Linked DNA regions of Homo sapiens: region 1 is linked to region 2. Evidence: chromatin loops called from intact Hi-C (ENCODE). Cell type or tissue: Calu3. All regions are shown on one strand. Links, peaks and the distances in the headings refer to the core of each region. The heading gives the core; the rest is flanking DNA.

The links. A loop is a pair of places that touch in the nucleus more often than their neighbours do. Peaks named below come from ENCODE experiments on the same cell type or tissue, not always from the same donor. Only the 100,000 strongest peaks of a DNase experiment are listed, where the experiment ranks them.
Region 1: it touches region 2 in a loop (4-fold over the local background); 2 of 110 quality-filtered maps call a loop at or near these places.

Annotation. Positions count from the first base shown.
Region 1 is chr18:30,899,155-30,909,514 of GRCh38, reverse strand. No RefSeq gene overlaps it. Among named protein-coding and RNA genes, the nearest start is that of DSC3, 140 kb to the left of the region's middle. In Calu3, for the core only: no CTCF peak of the experiment used is centred there; a DNase peak (open chromatin) is centred at 5,764.
Region 2 is chr18:30,841,521-30,851,880 of GRCh38, reverse strand. No RefSeq gene overlaps it. Among named protein-coding and RNA genes, the nearest start is that of DSC3, 200 kb to the left of the region's middle. In Calu3, for the core only: no CTCF peak of the experiment used is centred there; no DNase peak of the experiment used is centred there.

The DNA of each region.
Region 1 (10,360 bases), core at 4,748-7,247, 58 kb before region 2:
GAATATGCGGTGTTTGGTTTTTTGTCCTTGTGATAGTTTGCTGAGAATGATGGTTTCCAGCTTCATCCATGTCCCTACAAAGGACATGAACTCATCATTTTTTATGGCTGCATAGTATTCCATGGTGTATATGTGCCACATTTTCTTAATCCAGTCTACCATTGTTGGACATTTGGGTTGGTTCCAAGTCTTTGCTATTGTGAATAGTGCCACAATAAACATACCTGTGCATGTGTCTTTATAGCAGCATGATTTATAATCCTTTGGGTATATACCCAGTAATGGGATGGCTGGGTCAAATGGTATTTCTAGTTCTAGATCCCTGAGGAATCGCCACACTGACTTCCACAATGGTTGAACTAGTTTACAGTCCCACCATAGTTTGGGGTTTTAAGTCTTTAATCCATTTTGAGTTGATTTTTGTATATGGTATAAGTAAGAGGTCCAGGTTTAGTCTTTTGCATATGGCTAACTAGTTATCCAGCACCATTTATTGAATAAGGAGTTCTTTCCCCATTGCTTTTTTTGTCAACTTTGATGAAGATCAGATGGTTGTAGGTGTGCTGAGATTTTAACTGAGAGTTTGTTGAATTTATATATCAATTTGGGAAGAATAGATAATCTAACAATATAGTCTTCACATTGATACACATATATGCCTTGATTTATTTGCATTTTTAATTTTTCTTAATATTTTGTGTTTTTAGCCTACAGTTCTTGCACATATTTTGTCAGATCTGTACTAAAGTATTACATATATTTCATGGTTTTGTAAGTGGTATGACTTTTTAATTTCAACTTCCAGTTGTTTATTAGTAGTATTGAACTATACAACTCATTTTACATCTTCTTTTACCCTTCTTTCATCTTACTAAACTCACTATTAGTCATAGCAGATTTTTAGTAGATTACATCATATATTTTACCAGATAACTATGTCATCTGGGAATTTCAAAGATTATTTCTGCCTTTCTAATCTGGGTGATGTTTACTTCTTTTTATTCCCTGAGACCACTAGCTAGAATCTCCAGCATGTTAAACAGAGTTAGTGAGAAAATATATTCTTACCTTATTCCTTGCCATAGCACGAGAACATTCAGTCTTTCACAATTATGTCTGATAGCTGTAGATGCCCCTTTTTAAGTTGAAATTTCTCCCTTCTATTTCCAGTGTGCTGAAAGAGTTTTTTAAAATTAGGAATTGATGTTGAATTTTGTCAGATGCTTATTCTGTGACTGCTGAGATGATCATATGTATTTTTCTTTAGCTTGTTAACATGGCGAATTACATGGCTTGATTTCCTAATGTTAAGCCAATCTTACATTCCTGAAGTAAATTGAGCTTGATCGTAATGTGCTACTACTTTTATATATTGTATTTGATTTAGAATTTTTCCATATATGTTCATAAGAGAAATTACGTTGTAGTTTTTGTTTGTTTGTTTTGGGAATGTCTTTGTCCAATTTTGGTATCAAGGTAACACTGGCCTTATAGAATGAGTTGAGTCTTCCCTTTGCAATATTGCCGCTGAGTTTGCATAGCATATTGTCATTTTTTCCTTAAAGGTTTGGTAGAGGCTACCAATAAAACAATAGGCGTCTGGACTTTTCCATATATATATATATATGTTATGTTATATATGTGTCTCATATATACACATATACATATATAACACACATATATAACATAACATATATATATATAATATTCCCTACTGCTCTCCACTGAGGACTTCAATCACCTGCCTATTAGACAGCTTGAAGTTTTCCTGTAGTTCACTGATGCTTTATTTTTTTTCAGACATTTTTCCCTCTGCGTGTCATTTTGGATCATTTTTATGGCTATTTCTTCAAGTTTGCTAATCTTTTCTTTTGCGGTGTTTTGTCTGTCATTAATTTCATTTAGTGTTTATTTAAAAAATCTTAGACGATATACTTTTTACCACTAGACTTTTGATTTTGGTGTCATTTTATACTGTCCATGTCTCTATGCAACATGTTTAATCTTTCTGTAGCTTTTCTGCGCATACTGAATTCACTCATAACAATTGTTTCAATATCCCTGTCTGATCATTTTAACACCTGTGTAGGTTTTGTGTTGGTTTTGACTGGTCTTTTTCCTTGTTATGCATCATCTTTTAAAGCTTCTTTGAATGTCTGCTAGTGTTGTGTTGGATGCCAGACATTGTGAGTTTTACCTTGTTGGGTGCTTGATCTTTTTGTATTCCTATAAACATTTTTGAGCTTTATTCTGGGATACGGCTATGTTACTTGGAAACAGTTTCATCAGGTGTGCTTTTAAGGTTGGTTATGTAGGACCAGAGCAGCCATTAGTCTAGAGCTAATTATTCTCCACCACTAAGGCAAGACTTGTCTGAACATTATACCCAGTTTCCCATGATGTAGGAAGTTTCCCCGTCTGGCTTTTGGTAATAGGACATGCTTGCTTGCCCTGTATAGTTCCTGACTACTGTTTCCCCTAATCCTTTTAGGTAGTTCTCTTCCTGGCCGTGGTTCATTTCCTCACACAGATGCACTGATCATTATTACTCTGCAGAATCCCAAGGTAAACTCTCTGCATATCATATTCTGTGCAATTTTCTCTCCTCCAGTATCCTGCCCTGAAAGCTCTAACCGTCCTTTTTCATTGTGGATCTGTGTTCTCCTTTCTGTACCACAGCCAGAAAACTTTCTTAAGGTTGTAAGCTAGAGCGATCATAAGAATTACCTCATTTGTTTTCCATATCTTAGAAACTACCTGTTATTTTTGTCTAATTCCGTATCCTTAAAATCATTACTATTTGCATTTTATTTGGTTTTTCAGTAGTTTAGATTAGATGGAAGGGTAAAGCCAGTCCTTATTTACTCATCTTATTTGAAGTGGAAGTTTCTTCTTTTTATTTTTAAAAATATTATATGTGGGACATACAGATATATGTAATTTATATGTGAATTATAAAGCTCCACCTCCTGTCAGATCAGCAGAGGCATTCGATTCTCATAGGAGTGTGAACCCTGTTGTGAACTGCAAGTGAGGGATCTAGGTTGCAGCTCCTTATGAGAATCTAACTAATGCCTGATGATCTGAGGTGGGACAGCTTCATCCCGAAACCATCCCCGCTCTACCCCAGTCCGTGGAAAAATTGTCTTCCAGGAAATCAGTCCCTGGTGTCAAAAATGCTGGGGACCGCTGACTTACAATGCCTATGTACACTTCTCTTATGATATATCCCACTCTTCACACTATCCTCTCTTCAGTGTTAACAATTATCCTCATTTTTATGTCTATTAATTTTTATATTTAAAAATATATTTATCAAATGCATATTTGATTAAACAAAATTATATTCATTGTGCTTTTCTGAGCTATGTAAAAATGATCTCCCCTTTATATTATTTAATATCAGTTTTTAAGTTTCAACCACATTAATTTGTAAAACATTTACTTTTTCGATTTATTGGCTCTTCTCCTGACAGTGTGTATATCTGAGGTTTCAGTTTTATTTTATTTATGAAGATTTATTTTATCAACATTCTTTTTCAATGCCACTTTCTATTTTTTTGTGTGCGAATAACTTGTTTGTTGCATTTTTTCCCCTCATCTGTCTGGCTGATGGAAAGAACTTACTGTTGCTATTGTTACATTTTAACAATGTGTAAAACTAAGTTTCCTTGCATACTTTTTTTGCTTTGAACTTGCTGAATTTTTAAAATAATCACATGCAGGTCTCTTTTCTTTAGGAAATGTCTTTTTTAAAAAATGGCTTTGAATATTTCTTCCATGTCATTTGTTTTAGTCTCTTCTTAAGGAAATTTACCAGCAAGTAAATAGAATTTCCATTCTTTAGTCTACCTGCCTATCACCTTCTCTCCCATTATCTTTATCTGCTCATTTTTGTATTTCAAGAAGGCACACAGGTACCACTCACAGATATATTTTTTATTGATTGATTTATTTAACACATATTTATTGAGTTCCGAACATGGGACTTCATATCCTCTGAACTTTTCAACCTCTAAAGTACTTTTAATTCTTTTATTTGTATTCCTTTCTTATTTCATTCGCCTCATTTTCTTCTCATTCTGTCAATATTCCTTTTCTTCTTGTTGCCTTCTCAGAGAAGCTATAATTTACAATTTATGGTTACCAGTTTTCTGCCATTGTCTTTGGATCCTGGAATAAATACGATTCAAATGGAAATTCTTTTCTTGATTTTCCTAGATTGTTTTCCCTTTTTATAAATGGAGAATTTAAAAACACATCTTATTGGTTTTGTGTTTCTTTTTCTCCATTTACTTTTGTTTAAGGTAAAGTTCACTTCTGATTCAGTATTTGTTAAATAAGAAGCTGGTTTCTCTTTCCCACACTTTTGTCTTCTCTCTACCTTAGGAATGGGGAGATTATATACTCAGATATATTATTGGGCAGCAGATATATGAATCTCATAATTTTAATTTTATTGCAGGCATTCAGTAGTTAATTATGGTCTACTGTGCCGTTATTTCCCCCTATCTATACAGCTTTGTTCTGTTTCCCACTCAAACAATTGGTGTATAACACATACAGAGAGCAAAGGCCTTCCTTGCTCCACCATCATCAACACATTTTAATTTTAGGGACTGGAGCTCTTACAGATCAGTATATAAATGATAATCCCCACTTCAAAACCCCCTATTTATAAATATATAAGCACTTTCCAAATTAATCTAAGTATGAAAATGTTTTCAATAAAATTTTTAATGTAATATTTTGGATTTGTCAATTTAATCTCAAAGAACAATCATAAGTATATACAATGATATTCTCTAAAAAATTGTATCAAATATGAAATAGTTCAAAACAGTCTGAATATTCATTAAAAAGACACTAGCTAAAGAAAGTATGGCAGTCAGTGTTAGAGGTATTGTTTTTGTTTTGGGGGTTCTGGAATGAAATATGTGTGCTCAATTTACCATTGTTAACCATCTTTCACCAGAAGCCTTATGTGTATTGTTCAATTTCTTGAGATATAGACATATCTTAAGAGAGATACTTCTGGTACCTACTACTTTGAGTATTTGAAAGGTGATAGAAAGTAATTACCACAACTATTTTGTTTTTTGGTAACTATAAGCTTAGATATTTTCCATGACGCAGCCAGCAAGAAGTTATCTTGTATATTTTGCAGCCATCTATAGGAAATGTTCTAAATTTCAGCTCTTCCTCTCCATTTTGCTTTTTAATACAATTTACCTATTTTTCTAAAAACTTTCCAAAATCTGTAATCTGCGAATCCCTCTTCCCATTCCCCTTGTGGTTTTCAGTGCTGTTTTATTTATCCTTTTATGTAATTTCTAAGTTCCATGTCAATAAAGTTTTGGTATGATTGGTAATAACACATGTGCTCACTCTACTACCTTAAACAAAACTTCTGAAGTTACTTTGATAAGTAAAAAAACCCTCAAAATTCTACATTTTGAAAAAAAATGGAGCGTATAAACCTGAAGCTATTGAATATTAAAGTTATTTCTATTTTAGGAAAACTGATTCTTTCACTAAAAGGCTCCAACTCAATTTTAAAGATGCCATATATTAAAGAGTTTAAGATTTTAAATGAAGTCAGAAAGATAATGTAAACAAATGAAGCTGAGTATGTGTAAGAAATGTGGGTAATGAACTCTGTGGCATTCAGATTCACATGCAGTCTAAACCAAAATGACTCATAGTTGGATTCTGCCAGCAGGTAACATGTGAGCTTTGGTGTACACAGAGGCATAGTCAGATGCTAACCTCAGGGACAAGCATATGAGCTGGCCATACAGTGCAGGCCAGGTCTAGGTGTGAGAATGAGCACATCAAGAGCCTTCTCTATGAATCATACAGTCTTGCTTCCATGTTTTTTTCTGTCATCTTTCATCATAATCATAAAAATTGGCACATAATATGTAACTCTTAAAAAATTCTGTTAAAACATCACTTCTTAGCCATGCGTGGTGGCTCATGCCTGTAATCCCAGCTACCAGGGAGGCTGAGGCAGGAGAATCGCTCGAACCCAGGAGGCAGAGGTTGCAGTGAGCCGAGACTGTGCCACTGCACTCCAGCCTGGGTGACAGAGTGAGACTCCATCTCAAACAAACAAACAAAAACAAAAAAACACACACAAAAATAAAAAAAACATAACTTCTTTAGAGAATGTGCTGTTTCTCACTATTGAAATGATACTGAGTGTAATATGTCAAAGAAAAGTTGCACAAATACAAGGTAGAGGCAAGAAACTCTTTACTGAAGACTCTTGCAATGAAGAGAGAGATTGAACTAATGTTCACTGAAACACAAAGTGGGATGTTTTTTAGGCATTGGGGTGAGCTAGTGGAAAAGTACTGGTGGACATTAGGGAGAAGGTTGGTCAATGTGATTGTGACGTCTGTGTTTGATAATTGTCAGTTATGGAATAGCTAATTGTCATTTATCCCATACAGACTGAGAGATAGGGGACTGTCTTTCTCGATGATTACATTTCAAAGGAAAGGTGCCCAGGTCCTTGAGAAAGACATTTCCTGAGTTGTAAAACTAATAGAAGATTTACTGCTCAAAGGAACAGAGACAAACTTATAATTGCAAATTTTCTTAAGTAAATGCTGTAAGATACAGGAAGCCAGGAGTTGAGAGCCAGGAAGAAGCCTGTCTAAAGTTTAGTCAATTTGAGGAGAATGTTAAACCCATCTTGGGCAAATGAAAGTATGTGGTGATATTTGAACTGATTGTATGTATTGTCAGTGTCATATGCTAGCATATTTTAAATGAGCATATTGTAGAAAATTACTACACTTTTATAAGTAAAATTATAAAATATGCATCAATGGTAACAAAGTCATCATTATCACCATAGATGCACATAATGAAGTACAATAGAGAACTTTGGAAAATATTTAGAAAAAAAGACATGTCTTATCATTTCTTAATATTTTCAGCACTTTTGGAGTGTTCAGCTGGCTAACAGAGAGATGTAATGGTTGGATTTACATACAGAGATGATTGATTTTGAACGAAAAGCTTAAAATGACATTAGCACCGTTTTCTTTTCTTTTCTGGTTTTTAATACAATCCCAACATTGATAGAAACACATTTTCTTTTTTTGCTCATTTTAATCTTTACATTTTTTATTACAATTAATGATTATAATTAGATTTTAAAATAATTGGATTAAATATGTTTGATTGTTAACTGTTGGACTAGACTCTGAAGACTCTGTATAAGCATAATATTATTTGACGATCAACCTTATTGATGTTTAAAATTTGATCCAGCAATTTCACTACTGGGCATATACTGAAAGGGAAATAAATTACTATCAAAAAAATACCTGCATTTATATGTTTCTCACAGCATTATTCGCAATAGCAAAGATATGGGATCAACCTAAGTGTCAGTAACAAAGATAAGGAATCAACCTAAGTGTCCATCAGTGGAGGACTGGATAAAGAAAATGTGGTGTATACATATCTTTATCCAATCCTTTAGTGATGGACGCTTAGATATAGAGATATATACACAAACCATGGAATACTCTTCAGCCATAAAAAATAATGAAATCATGTATTTTGCAACAACATGGATAGAACCGGGTGCTATTCTCCTAAGTGAAATAACTGAGAAACAGAAAGTCAAATACCACATCTTCTCACTCCTAAGTGGGATCTAAACAGTGGATACACATGGACATGCTGAATAGAATAATAGATATTGGAGACTCTAAGAGGTGGGAGGGTGGGAGTGGGGTGAGGGTTGAAAAATTACCTATTGGAAACAATATTCACCATTTGGGTAATGGGCACACTAAAAGCCCAGACCTCACCACTACACAATATATGCATCAAGAAATCTTCAATAGTACTATCCAAATATATAAATATTTAAAAAAATAAAATCGTACTTTTAAGTCAAAGATTCTCTCTAGACAGCACAATAGAATACATGCACTTATAAATTAATAAAGAGGTCACAGGGTACGCAAAATTCTTTAAGTCAGTTCAGCCCAAATTGCCACTTAAATGTCTTCTACATTTTTAGTTTTCTCGTCAACCAAGTTGCTCAGTGCGGAGAAAGAAAAGTGAGTGGAGGTAAACAGCAGCTGTGAGATAAGAATGTGTGCATTTCTTGAATTTATGTCTTGTGTCTGTAATCTCTCTGATTCTCATGGACCTGTTTTCTTACCACTTCCTCTAATGTCATTTCATCTCTGTCCTAGCCATCACGTCAGTATACTACCTTTGAAATTTTGTTGATGTAGTATTGACATCATTTGAATATATGTTCCCACCACATCGCATGTTGAATTGTAATCTCCAGTGCTGGAGTTGGGGTCTGCCGGGAAGTGTTTGGGCTGTGGAAGAGGATCCCTCATGGCTTGGTGCAGTCTTCGTGATAGTGAGTTCTCACAAGATCTGGTTGTTTAAATGTGTTTGGGAAATATTTAGTAAAGAACTCAAGACATCTTATTATTTCGTACTATTTTCAGCACTTCTGGAATGTTCAGCCAGCTAACATACCCCAACACTCTCTCTCTTGCTTCCACTCCTTCTATGTGAAATGCCTGTTCCCCCTTCACTTTCCACCATCATTGTAAGCTTCCTGAGGCCTCCCCAGAAGCAGATGTTGGTGCTATGCTTTCTGTACAGCCCCCAAAACCATCAGCCAATTAAACCTCTTTTCTTTATAAATTACCCAGTCTCAGGTATGCCTTTAAAGCATGCAAGAAGGGCCTAATACAAGTTTCCGTTTTGAAGAATCTTTCCAGGGTAGCATCTATTGGCCAGCTGGAGTCATGGAGAAGTGGGACACACATTCAGTGGTCGTTTCAGTGAAATGGACCTTTTATACAAAAGGCAATAAATGTATCTAATTTTCATTGCTTTAGCATGGCCTTCTCGATAATTCTTGCTTCTTATCTTCAGGATACAAACTCTTTGAAAACTACTTAAGAATCATTTCTGCCCCATTAAGCATCCTTGTTTTGTTTGTTTGTTTTTAACATTTTCTTCATTGTAGAGCTTTGCAGGTAAATGCTGATTAAGCTTGCTTCTACTATTATTTATGTGTGTAATTGGATTTTCATTGCTTTTACTTTTTTTAGAAACTCTTGACTCACTCACTCTTAATCAATTTTATCCTCTTTCTCTAATTACATTCTAGTCCTTGTCCTGATTGATATATTTCCATAAACTTAATAATTAACTTATTGCTGCCCTAATCAAGTGTTAACGTTTGCCATTATCACTCAATAATACAATTAGCCCTATTAAAAATGCTAAAATACTTTGCTTTCTCATCATTCAATTCCTGAATAAGGCTAATTGTTTCTTATTCCAATGGATCGTGTGCCAAGGATTTGAATTTGCTTCTTTTTTTCTGTGATCTCAAGAATACAAAAAGTTCTACATGCATTGGAAAGAATTTTCCTATAGGCTCCAAAATAAAACTATTCTATGAAACATTTTGTTTAAATCTATACTTCTCGAAATTTCTTCTTTTTCTCTATGCTTTTGAAAAACCTATGTATCGTTTTACTATTTCTTATTTCATCTCTTTGTATCTATCCATTAACTGGCCTAAGATAGAACTGAGTTATATTTTAAATCAATAATTACATTTTTAATAAACTTGCATGTCATTCATAATTTATTTTTATCATTGTTTTTTCTTTCCAGAAACAAACCAAAGTTCAAACAGCACTGAAGCCCAAATTAAGTTGGAGTCTATTGTGGATTTTTTCATTTATTCCATGCTTTGGGAGATCTATCCCTTAGTCCCTATAGTATAGAAGCTCTTTACTTTGTCCTTAGTTTATTATTGATGACTGGTAAACCTCTGTTGTGTTCATATGATGCCAAATATGGTTAGAGATGCCAAGGAATGATGAATGTGATTGGAAAGTAGGCACTTCAAACCACTGAGAGTTGTTAAATATAACACTAAGTTATGCATGGGCAGAATTATTGCAAATGGGTTGTTACACAGTCTGACACTTCACAACATGAGTGTATGTTATGGGGCTAAAGAAAGAATACAATTTTATATTCTCAATTCATTTTAGGGAAACATTTGTCATATGACTTCATAAGCAATTTTCTTTGTTAGTAATAAAATTGACTTGGACAGGCATCTCTAAGTAAATAAACATAATTAATATGATTTTATTAATGCAGCCAAAATGTTTTCCTCCCAGAAGATTTGACGTACACCAAGCCTAGCAGCACTTGGCCACCTGCACAGCTTAACTGTGTCTCCCTCTCACCCACTGCCACATTCCCAGTAGTATTTGTACAGTGAGATTTCATAGGTAGGACTGTTCAGGTAGTGTCTGAGAATGAGAATATGAAC
Region 2 (10,360 bases), core at 5,326-7,825:
AATGCATGTAATGGTGTAAAAATTGATTGGTTCTTGCTCTGAAAACACTAACAACATAAAGAAACTCTGGAAACTATATTATAAATAGTGTTCTCTTTGAAGTGTTTAGCTGGGCTGAAATTAACTATCACCTTGTTCTTATTGTGTGAGCAGCTATTATTAAAAATTATGATACATGCACTAGATGTATTGGAAGTCTTTTTGTATAAAATAGTACTGCTTTCTGAAAGATTCTATAACTTCGTTTTCCAAGAACACATTTACTTCTATTAAAATAGAAGTGGCTCATGCCTGTAACCCCAGCACTTTGGGAGGCTGAGGCTGGTGGATCACCTGAGGTCAGGAGTTCAAGACCAGCCTGACCAACATGGTGAAACCCTGTCTATACTAAAAATACAAAAAATTAGCTGGCATGGTGGTGCATGCCTGTGATCCCAGCTCAGGAGGCTGAGGCAGGAGAATCACTTGAACCCGGGAGGCAGAGGTTGCAGTGAGCCAAGATCACACCATTGTACTCCATCCTGGGCAACAACACTGATACTCTGTCTCAAAAAAAAAAAAATCTCTGCAAAGATTTTTCCAATACAAATAACAAGCTAATGTAAACATTTAATATATATTTTTAACTCATAAAAACACATCAATTTAATGCATATGCCATATAGAAAATGTAATAATTCAATAAAGGACTAGATAATGTTTATTAAAAAGTAGGAGTAACGTCAACAAGATGGCAGAATAGAAGGATGCACACTTTCCTTCCCTCATTAGATGCAACAATTCAACAGCAACACATGGATCATTTCCCTTTTTGAGAAATTCAGAGACTGGTGGAGAGGCTCTTGCGTCCTGGCTGAGCGAGAAACTATCCACATCAGAACTAGTAGGTAAAGCTGACACACATACTCCCCATAAACCCTCCCCTTGCAGAGTTCTATACAACTGGGAGAGAATCTCCAGTTCCCAGCTTCTCTCTGAGAAGTAAAGAGTTTGTACCTCACATTTAGCATCCTTACATTTCTGGCTTTTCCCCGAAGTTCTGGCTTCTAACTAACTTGTCTCTGGGAGTTGATGAGGCTGACAATCAATTGTGTCCTGGAAGCTACAAAGAAAAAAAGTGGCACTTTAAAATGGACATGTAAGGGTGGCTGGCAAGATGGCTGAATAGGAACAGCTCCAGTCTGCAGCTCCCAGAAATAACAACACAGAAGGTGGGTGATTTCTGCATTTCCATCTGAGGTACCTGGTTCAACTCACTGGTACTAGTTGGACAGTGGGTGCAGCCCACAGAGGGCAAGCAGAAGCAGGATGGGGCATTGCCTCACCCAGGAAATGCAAGGGATTGGGGAATTCCCTCCCCTAGCCAAGGGAAGCCCTGAGGGACTGCACTCTTAGGGATGGTACACTCCAGCCCAGATAATACACTTTTCCCATGGTCTCTGCAACCCACAGACCAGGAGATTCCCTCAGGTGCCTATGCCACCAGGGCCCTGGGTTTCAAGCAGAAAACTGGGCAGCCATTTGGGCAGACACCAAGCTAGCTGCAAGAGTTTATTTTTCATACCCCAGTGGCACCTGGAATGCCAGCAAGACAGAACCATTCACTCCCCTGGAAAGGGGGCTGAAGCCAGGGAGCCAAATGGTCTATCTCAATGGATCCCACCCCCACAGAGCCCAGCAAGCTAAGATCCACTGGCTTTAAATTCTTACTGCCAGCAGAGCAGTCTGAAGTCAACCTGGGACTCTCGAGCTTGGTGGGGGAAGGGGCGTCCGCCATTACTGAGGCTTGAGTAGGCGATTTTCCCCTCACAGTGTAAACAAAACCACTGGAAAGTTCAAACTGGGTGGAGCCGACCACAACACCGCAAAGCTACTGAAGCCAGACTGCCTCTCTAGATTCCTCATCTCTGGGCAGGGCATCTCTGAAAAGAAGGTAGCAGCCCCAGTCAGGGGCTTATAGATAAAACTCCCATCTTCCTGGTACCAAGCACCTTTGGGAAGGGGCAGCTGCAGGTGCAGATTCAGCAGACTTAAAAGTTCCCGGCTGCTGGCTCTGAAGAGAGCAGCAGATCTCCCAGTGCAGCACTGGAGCTCTGGGAAGGGACAGACGGCCTCCTCAAGTGGGTCCCTGACCCCCATGCCTCCTGACTGGGAGACACTTCCCAGCAGGGGTCAACAGACACCTCATACAGGAGAGCTCTGGCTGGCATCTGGTGGGTGCCTCTCTGGGATGAAGCTTCCAGAGGAAGGAACAGGCAGCAACCTTTGCTGTTCTGCAGCCTCCACTGGTGATACCCAGGCAAACAGGGTCTGAATGGACCTCTAGCAAACTCCAGCAGACCTGCAGCAGAGAGGCCTGATTGTTAGAAGGAAAAGTAACATACAGAAAGGAATAGCATCAACATCAACAAAAAGGACATCCACTCAGAAACCCCATCTAAAGGTCACCAAGATCAAAGACCAAAGATAAATAAATCCACCAAGATGAGGAAAAAAACAGTGCAAAAAGGATGAAAATTCCAAAAACCAGAATGCCACTTCTCCTGCAAAGGATCACAACTCTTCGCCAGTAAGGGAACAAAACTGAATGGAGAATGAATTTGACAAACTGACAGAAGTAAGCGTCAGAAGGTGGGTAATAACAAACTCCTCCAAACTAAACGAACATGCTCTAACCCAATGCAAGGAAGCTAAGAACCTTGAAAAAAGGTTAGAGGAATTGCTATCTAGAATAACCAGTTTAGAGAAGAAAATAAATGACCTGATGAAGCTGAAAAACATAGCACGAGAACTTCGTGAAGCATACACAAGTATCAATGGCTGAATCACTGAAGCAGAAGAAAAGATATCAGAGATTGAAGATCAATTTAATGGTATAAAGCATGAAGACAAGATTAGAGAAAAAAAGAGTGAAAAGGAATGAACAAACCCCCCCAAAATACGGGACTATGTGAAAAGATGAAACCTACATCTGATTGGTGTACCTGAAGTGACGGGGAGAATGGAACCAAGTTGGAAAACACTCTTCAGGATATTATCCAGGAGAACTTCCCCCTAGAAATACAGGCCAACCTTCAAATTCAGAAAATAAAGAGAACACCACAAAGATACTTCTCAAGAGCAACCCCAAGACACATAATCATCAGATTTGCCAAGGCTGAAATGAAGGAAAAAATGTTAAGGGCAGCTAGAGAGAAAGGTCAGGTTACCCACAAAGGGAAGCCTATCAGACTAAAAGTGGATCTCTCTGCAGAAACCCTACAGGCCAGAAGACAGTGGGGGCCAATATTCAACATTCTTAAAGAAAAGAATTTTCAACCCAGAATTTCATATCCAGCCAAACTAAGCTTCATAAGTGAAGGAGAAATAAAATCCTTTACAGACAAGCAGATGCTGAGAGATTTTGTCACCACCAGGCCTGCCTTACAAGAGCTCCTGAAGGAAGCACTAAACATGGAAAGGAACAACTGGTACCAGCCACTGCAAAAACATGGCAAATTGTAAAGACCGTCAACATTATGAAGAAACTGCGTCAACTAACGGGCAAAATAACCAGCTAGCATCATAACGACAGGATCAAATTCACACATAACAATATTAACCTTAAATGTAAATGAGCTAAATGCCCCAATTAAAAGACACAAATTGGCAATTTGGATAAAGAGTCAAGACCCATCGGTGTGCTGTATTCAGGAGACCCATCTCATGCACAAAGATACACATAGGCTCAAAATAAAGGGGTGGAGTAATATTTACCAAGCAAATGGAAAGCAAAAAAAAAAAAAAAAAAAAAAAGCAGGGGTTGCAATACTCCTAGCCTCTGATAAAACAGACTTTAAACCCACAAAGATCAGAAAAGACAAAGACGGGTATTACATAGTGGTAAAGGGATCAATACAACAAGAAGAGCTAACTATCCTAATTATATATATGCACCCAATACAGGAGCACCCATATTCATAATGTAAGTTCTTAGAGACCTACAAAGAGACTTAGACTCCCACACAATGATAGTGGGAGATTTTAACATCCCACTGTCAATATTAGATCAATGAGACAGAAAATTAACAAGGATATTCAGGACTTGATTTCAGCTCTGGACCAGGCAGACCTAATAGACATCTACAGAACTCTCCACCCCAAATAAATAGAATATACATTCTTCTCAGTACCACATCACATTTATTCTAAAATAAACCACATAATTGGAAGTAAAACACTCTTCAGCAAAAGAATGGAAATCATAACAAACAGTCTCTCAGACCATGGTGCAATCAACTTAGAACACAGGATTAAGAAACTCACTCAAAACCACACAGCTACATGGAAACTGAACAATCTGCTCCTGAATGACTACTAGGTAAATAACAAAATTCAGACAGAAATAAATAAGTTCTTTGAAAACAATGAGAACAAAGACAAAAACATACCAGAATCTCTGGGACACAGCTAAAGCAGTGTTTACGGGGAAATTTAGAGCAATAAATGCCTAAGGGAGAAAGCAGGAAAGATCTAAAATCGATACCCTAATATCACAATTAAAAGTACTAGAGAAACAAGAGCAAACAAATCCAAAAGCTAGCAGAAGACAAGAAGTAACTAAGATCAGAGCAGAACTGAAGGAGATAGAGACACGACAACCCTTCAAAAAAATCAGTAAATCGAGTAGGCAGTTTTTTGAAAACACTAACAAAATAGATAGACTGCTAGCCAGACTAATAAAGAAGAAAAGAGAGAATGATCAAAATGACACAATAAAAATGATAAAGGGGGTATCTCCACTGATCCCACAGAAATACAAACTACCATCAGAGAATACCATAAAAACCTCTATGCAAATAAACTAGAAAATCTAGAAGAAAGGGATAAATTCCTGGACACACCCTCTCACAACTAAACCAGGAAGAAGTCAAATCCTTGAATAAACCAATAACAAGTTCTGAAATTGAGGCAGTAATTAATAGCCTACCAACCCAAAAAAGCCAAGGACCAGATGGATTCACAGCCGAATTTTACCAGAGGTACAACGAGGATTTGGTACCATTTCTTCTGAAACTATTTTAAACAATAGAAAAAGAGGAACTCCTCCCTAACTCATTTTATGAGGCCAACATCATCCTGATACCAAAACCTGGCAGAAACACAACAAAAATAAAAAATTTCAGGCCAATATCCCTGAAGAATATCGATGCAAAAATCTTTAATAAAATACTGGCAAACCGAATCCAGCAGCACATCAGAAAGGTTATCCATCACGATCAAATCAGCTTCATCCCTGGGGTGCAAGGCTGGTTTAGTGTCTGCAAATCAATAAGCATAATCCATCACATAAACCAATCCAATGACAAAAACCACATGATTATTTCAATAGATGGAGAAAAGGCCTTTGCTAAAACTCAACAGCACTTCATGCTAAAAACTCTCAATAAACTAGGTATTGATGGAATGTATCTCAAAATAATAATAGGTATTTATGACAAACCCACAGCCAATATCATACTGAATGGGCAAAAGATGGAAACATTCCCTTTGAAAACTGGCACAAGACAAGGATGCCCTCTCTCACCACTCCTATTCAACATAGTATTGGAAGTTCTGGCCAGGGCAATCAGGAAAGAGAAAGAAATAAAGGGTGTTCAAATAGGAAGAGAGGAAGTCAAATAGTCTCTGTTTGTAGATGACATGACTGTATATTTAGAAAACCCCATTGTCTCAGCCCAAAATCTCCTTAAGCTGATAAGCAACTTCGGCAATATCTCAGGATATAAAATCAATGTGCAAAAATCAGAAGCATTCCTATATACCAATAATAGACAGAGAGCCAAATCTTGAGTGAATATCCATTCACAATTGCTATAAAGAGAATAAAATATCTACGAATACAACTTACAAGGGATGTGAAGAACCTCTTCAAAGAGAACTACAAACCACTGCTCAAGGAAATAAGAGAGGACACGAACTAATGGAAAAAATCCCATGTTCATGGATAGGAAGAATCAATATTGTGAAAATGGCCATACTGTCCAAAAGAACTTACAGATTCAATGCTATCCCCATCAAACAACCACTGACATTCTTCACAGAATTAGAAAAAAATACTTTACATTTCATATGGAACCAAAAAAGAGCTCGTATAGCCCAGACAATCCTAAGCAAAAAGAACAAAGCTGGAGGCATCATGCTACCTGACTTCAAGCTATACTACAATGCTACAGTAACCATAACAGCATGGTACTGGTACCAAAACAGATAGATATATAGACCAATGGAACAGAACAGAGGCCTCAGAAATAACACCACACATCTACAACCATCTGATCTTTGACAAACCTGACAAATCAAGCAAGGGGGAAAGGATTCCCTATTTAATAATTGGTGCTGGAAAAACTGGCTAGCCATATGCAGAAAACTGAAACTGGACCCCTTCCTTACTCCTTATACAAAAATTAACTCAAGATGGAATAAAGGCTTAAATGTAAGACCTAAAATCCTAAAATCATAAAAACCCTAGAAGAAAACCTAGGCAATACCATTCGGGACATAGGCATAGGCAAAGACTTCATGACTAAAACACCAAAAGCAATGGCAACAAAAGCCAACATTGACAAATGGGATCTAATTGAGCTAAAGAGCTTCTGCATAGCAAAATAAACTATCATCAGAGTGAACAGGCAACCTACAGAATGGGAGAAAATTTTTGCTATCTATCCATCTGACAAAGGGCTAACATCCAGAATGTACAAGGAACTTAAACAAATTTACAAGAAAAACATCAAATAACCCCATCAAAAATGGGTTGAAGGATATGAACAGACACTTCTCAAAAGAAGACATTCATGTGGCCAACAAACATGAAAAAAAGTTCACCATCACCGGTCATTAGAGAAATGCAAATCAAAACCACAATGAGATACCAACTCATGCCAGTTAGAATGGCGATCATTAAGAAGTCAGGAAACAACAGATGTTGGAGAGTGATGGGAGTGTACATTAGTTCAACCATTGTGGAAGGCAGTGTGGCAATTCCTCAAAGATCTAGAAGCAGAAATAACATCTGACCCAGCAATCTCATTACTGGGTATATCCCCAAAGGATTATAAATCATTCTACCATAAAGAACCATGCACATGTATGTTTATTGCAGGACTGTTCACAATAGCAAAGACTTGGAACCAACCCAAATGCCCATCAGTGATAGACTGGATAAAGAAAAAGGGTCACACATACACCATGGAATACTATGCAGCCATAAAAAGGATGATTTCATGTTCTTTGCAGGGACATGGAAGAAGCTGGAAACCGTTATTCTCAGCAAACTCACAGAGGAACAGGAAACCAAACACTGCATGTTCTCACTCATAAATGGGAGTCGAACAAAGAGAACTCATGGACACAGGGAGGGGAACATCACACACCAGAGCCTGTTGGGGGCTGGGGGCCAGGGGAGGGCTAGCATTAGGAAAAATACCTAATGTAGATGACAAGTTGATGGGTGCTGCAAACCACCATGGCACGTGTATACCTATGTAACAAACCTGTATGTTCTGCACATGTATCCCAGAATTTAAAGTATAATAATAAATAAATAAATACAAATAAATAAAATGGACCTGTAGTGCTTCCCACAGCTCCTTCCCTGGCCCACTCCGGTGATAAAACCAAGCTTTCAGCTTCTCCCTGGAAAGAGTTGGACTACACAGTAAGCTCCCCAACCCTTAATTTTTGTGGCCGCAACTTCAAGGACTGGATAATAACTCTTCTGTTTCTGATTATTGACAGGGGCCAACATTTTCTGGTTCCCTGTGGTCTACAGAGAGCAAAGAAATGGTTCAATAGATAATACATTTTTTATGAGTGTGTGGGCATTTGCTACAGCTCTCTGTACGTCTCTCTGGCTTAGTGTAGAACGAGTAGTTGATAAACTCCATCTTTCAGCCTCTCCATGAGGATAAAAGGAATTGGTCCACACATCTAGTGCCCCAACTTTTCCAGCTGTTACTTGAGAAACTGGTTTTCTTCTCACATGCCTTTAGGCAATGATAGTGCATGGTATACTCTAGACTTCTGGGAACTGCTAAGAACAAAGATGTGAGAACAAAGATGTAGCCTAGAAGAACACAAAGTTTGAGAGACACCCAGAATTACTGGCCAGGCTAACTGGTAAAAGTCTATACAAATTTCTACATAAGGCCAGTTGTTGAAGATTGGGAGAGGTAGCTGCTTAATTTAATGCATAGACACCAACACAGAGAGTCAAAGAAAAAGAAGAAATTGGGATATATATTTTAAATAAAGGAACAAGATAAATCTATAAAAACCAACCCCAATGAAATGGAAATATGTAATTTATTAGATGGAAAAACAAAAGTAATTTTCAAAAAGATGCTCACTGAGGTCAGAAGAGCAATACATCAAGGAAGTGAGCATTTCAATTTAAAGAAAATATTTTTTAAAGTGCTAATAGAAATTATAGAGTTGAATAGTATAATAACTAAAAAATTCACTAGAGATGTTTGACAGCAGACTACATCAAGCAGAAGAAAATATCAGCGAAATTGAAGACAGGTTATTAGAAATTGTCCAGTCACAGGAACAAAAAGAAAAGAACAGAAAGGGCTGAAGATAGCTTGAGGAACTTATAAGACACCATCAAGCTGACCAATATTGTATTAGTCTGTTTTCACACTGCTATAAAGAAGTACCTGAGACTGGGTAATTTATAAAGGAAAGAGGTTTAATTGATTCACTGTTCTGCATGGCTGGGGAGGTTTCAGGAAACTTACAATCATGGCAGAACGGGAAGCAGGCATGTCTTACATGACAACAGGTAAGAGAGAAGAGTGTGTGAGGGAGGAACTGTCAAACACTTATAGAACTATCAGATCTCACGATAACTCATTCATATCATGAGAACAGTATGGGGAAAACCACCCCCATGATCCAATCACCTCCCTCCCTGGACAGGTGGGGATTACAGGTCCCTTTCTCGACACATGGGGATTATAATTTGAGATGAGATTTGGGTAGGGACACAGAGCCAAAACATATCAAATATACATATTATGAAAGTCCGAGAAAGAGAAGAGAGAGAGTAAGGAGAAGAAAGCTTATTTAAAGATATAATGGCTGAAAACTTCTCAAATCTGGCAAGTAAACAAACATTCAGTTCCAAGAAGCCTATGGAATGCCAAACAAGCCCAAAGAAATTCATATTGAGACACAGTATAATCTAATTTTCAAAAGTCAGAAATTTTAAAAATAGAAAGATAAAAGCAACTTGTTACATAAAAGGAAACCTCATAATATAAACTGCAGATTTTTCAGCAGAAACATTGCAAGCCAGAAGAGTATGGGAACATACATGCAAAGTGTTGAGAGAAAAAGAAGCACCAACCAAAAATAATTTGCCCAGCAAATGAAGAAGAAATAAAGATTTTCCCAACAAATAATAGCTGAAGAAATTCATCACCACTAGGCTTGCCTTACAAGAAATTCTAATGGGAGTTCTTCCTAGTCAAAGTGGAAAGATATTACATAGCAACACAATAGCATAAAGAAATATGAAACTTGGCTGGCAAAGATAAGCATATAGAAGAATACAGAATACTGTATTACTGTAATAGTGTTGGGAATATCACTTTAATTACTGTATAAACATTAAAAGAAGTTATTTTAAATAATAATATTTAAAATCCTGTTAACAGGTACACATTACAAATAGATGTAAATTGTGAGTTATTAATAATATATAATGCGGGAGAAGAATATAAAAATGTAGAGCTTTTTGTATGAGAGTGAAGCTGTTATCAGCTATAAATAGACTGTTATAATCATAAGATATTTTATGAGAGCCACTACCCACAAAGAAAATACCAATGAAAGTTTATGCAAAGGAAAAATAGAAAAAAATCAAGGTGTATTAATACGAAATATGAGACACAAAGAGATTCAACAGAACAAGAACAAAAGAAGTATGATACAAAAACAGTTAAAATGGCAATAGTAAATCCTTCTCTATCAATAATTACATTAAATTCAAATGAATTAAATCCCCAATCAAAAGACATGAGTGGCTTGAAAAACAAACAAACAAACCAACAAAAAAAACAAAAACAGCCAAGATGCAACTAAATGCTGCCTATAGGAGACTTACTTTATATTTAAGGACACATAGGCTGTAAATACAAAAATTTCAAAAAAAGATATCCCAAACAAATGGCAAAAAGAGATGGGGTGGCTATATTTATATTAGACAAAATAGGTTTTAAGTAATAACTGTCATAAGAGACAAAGAAGGACATTATATAGTGATAAAAGGATCAACCAGGAAGAAATAACAATTATAAATATATATACCTAA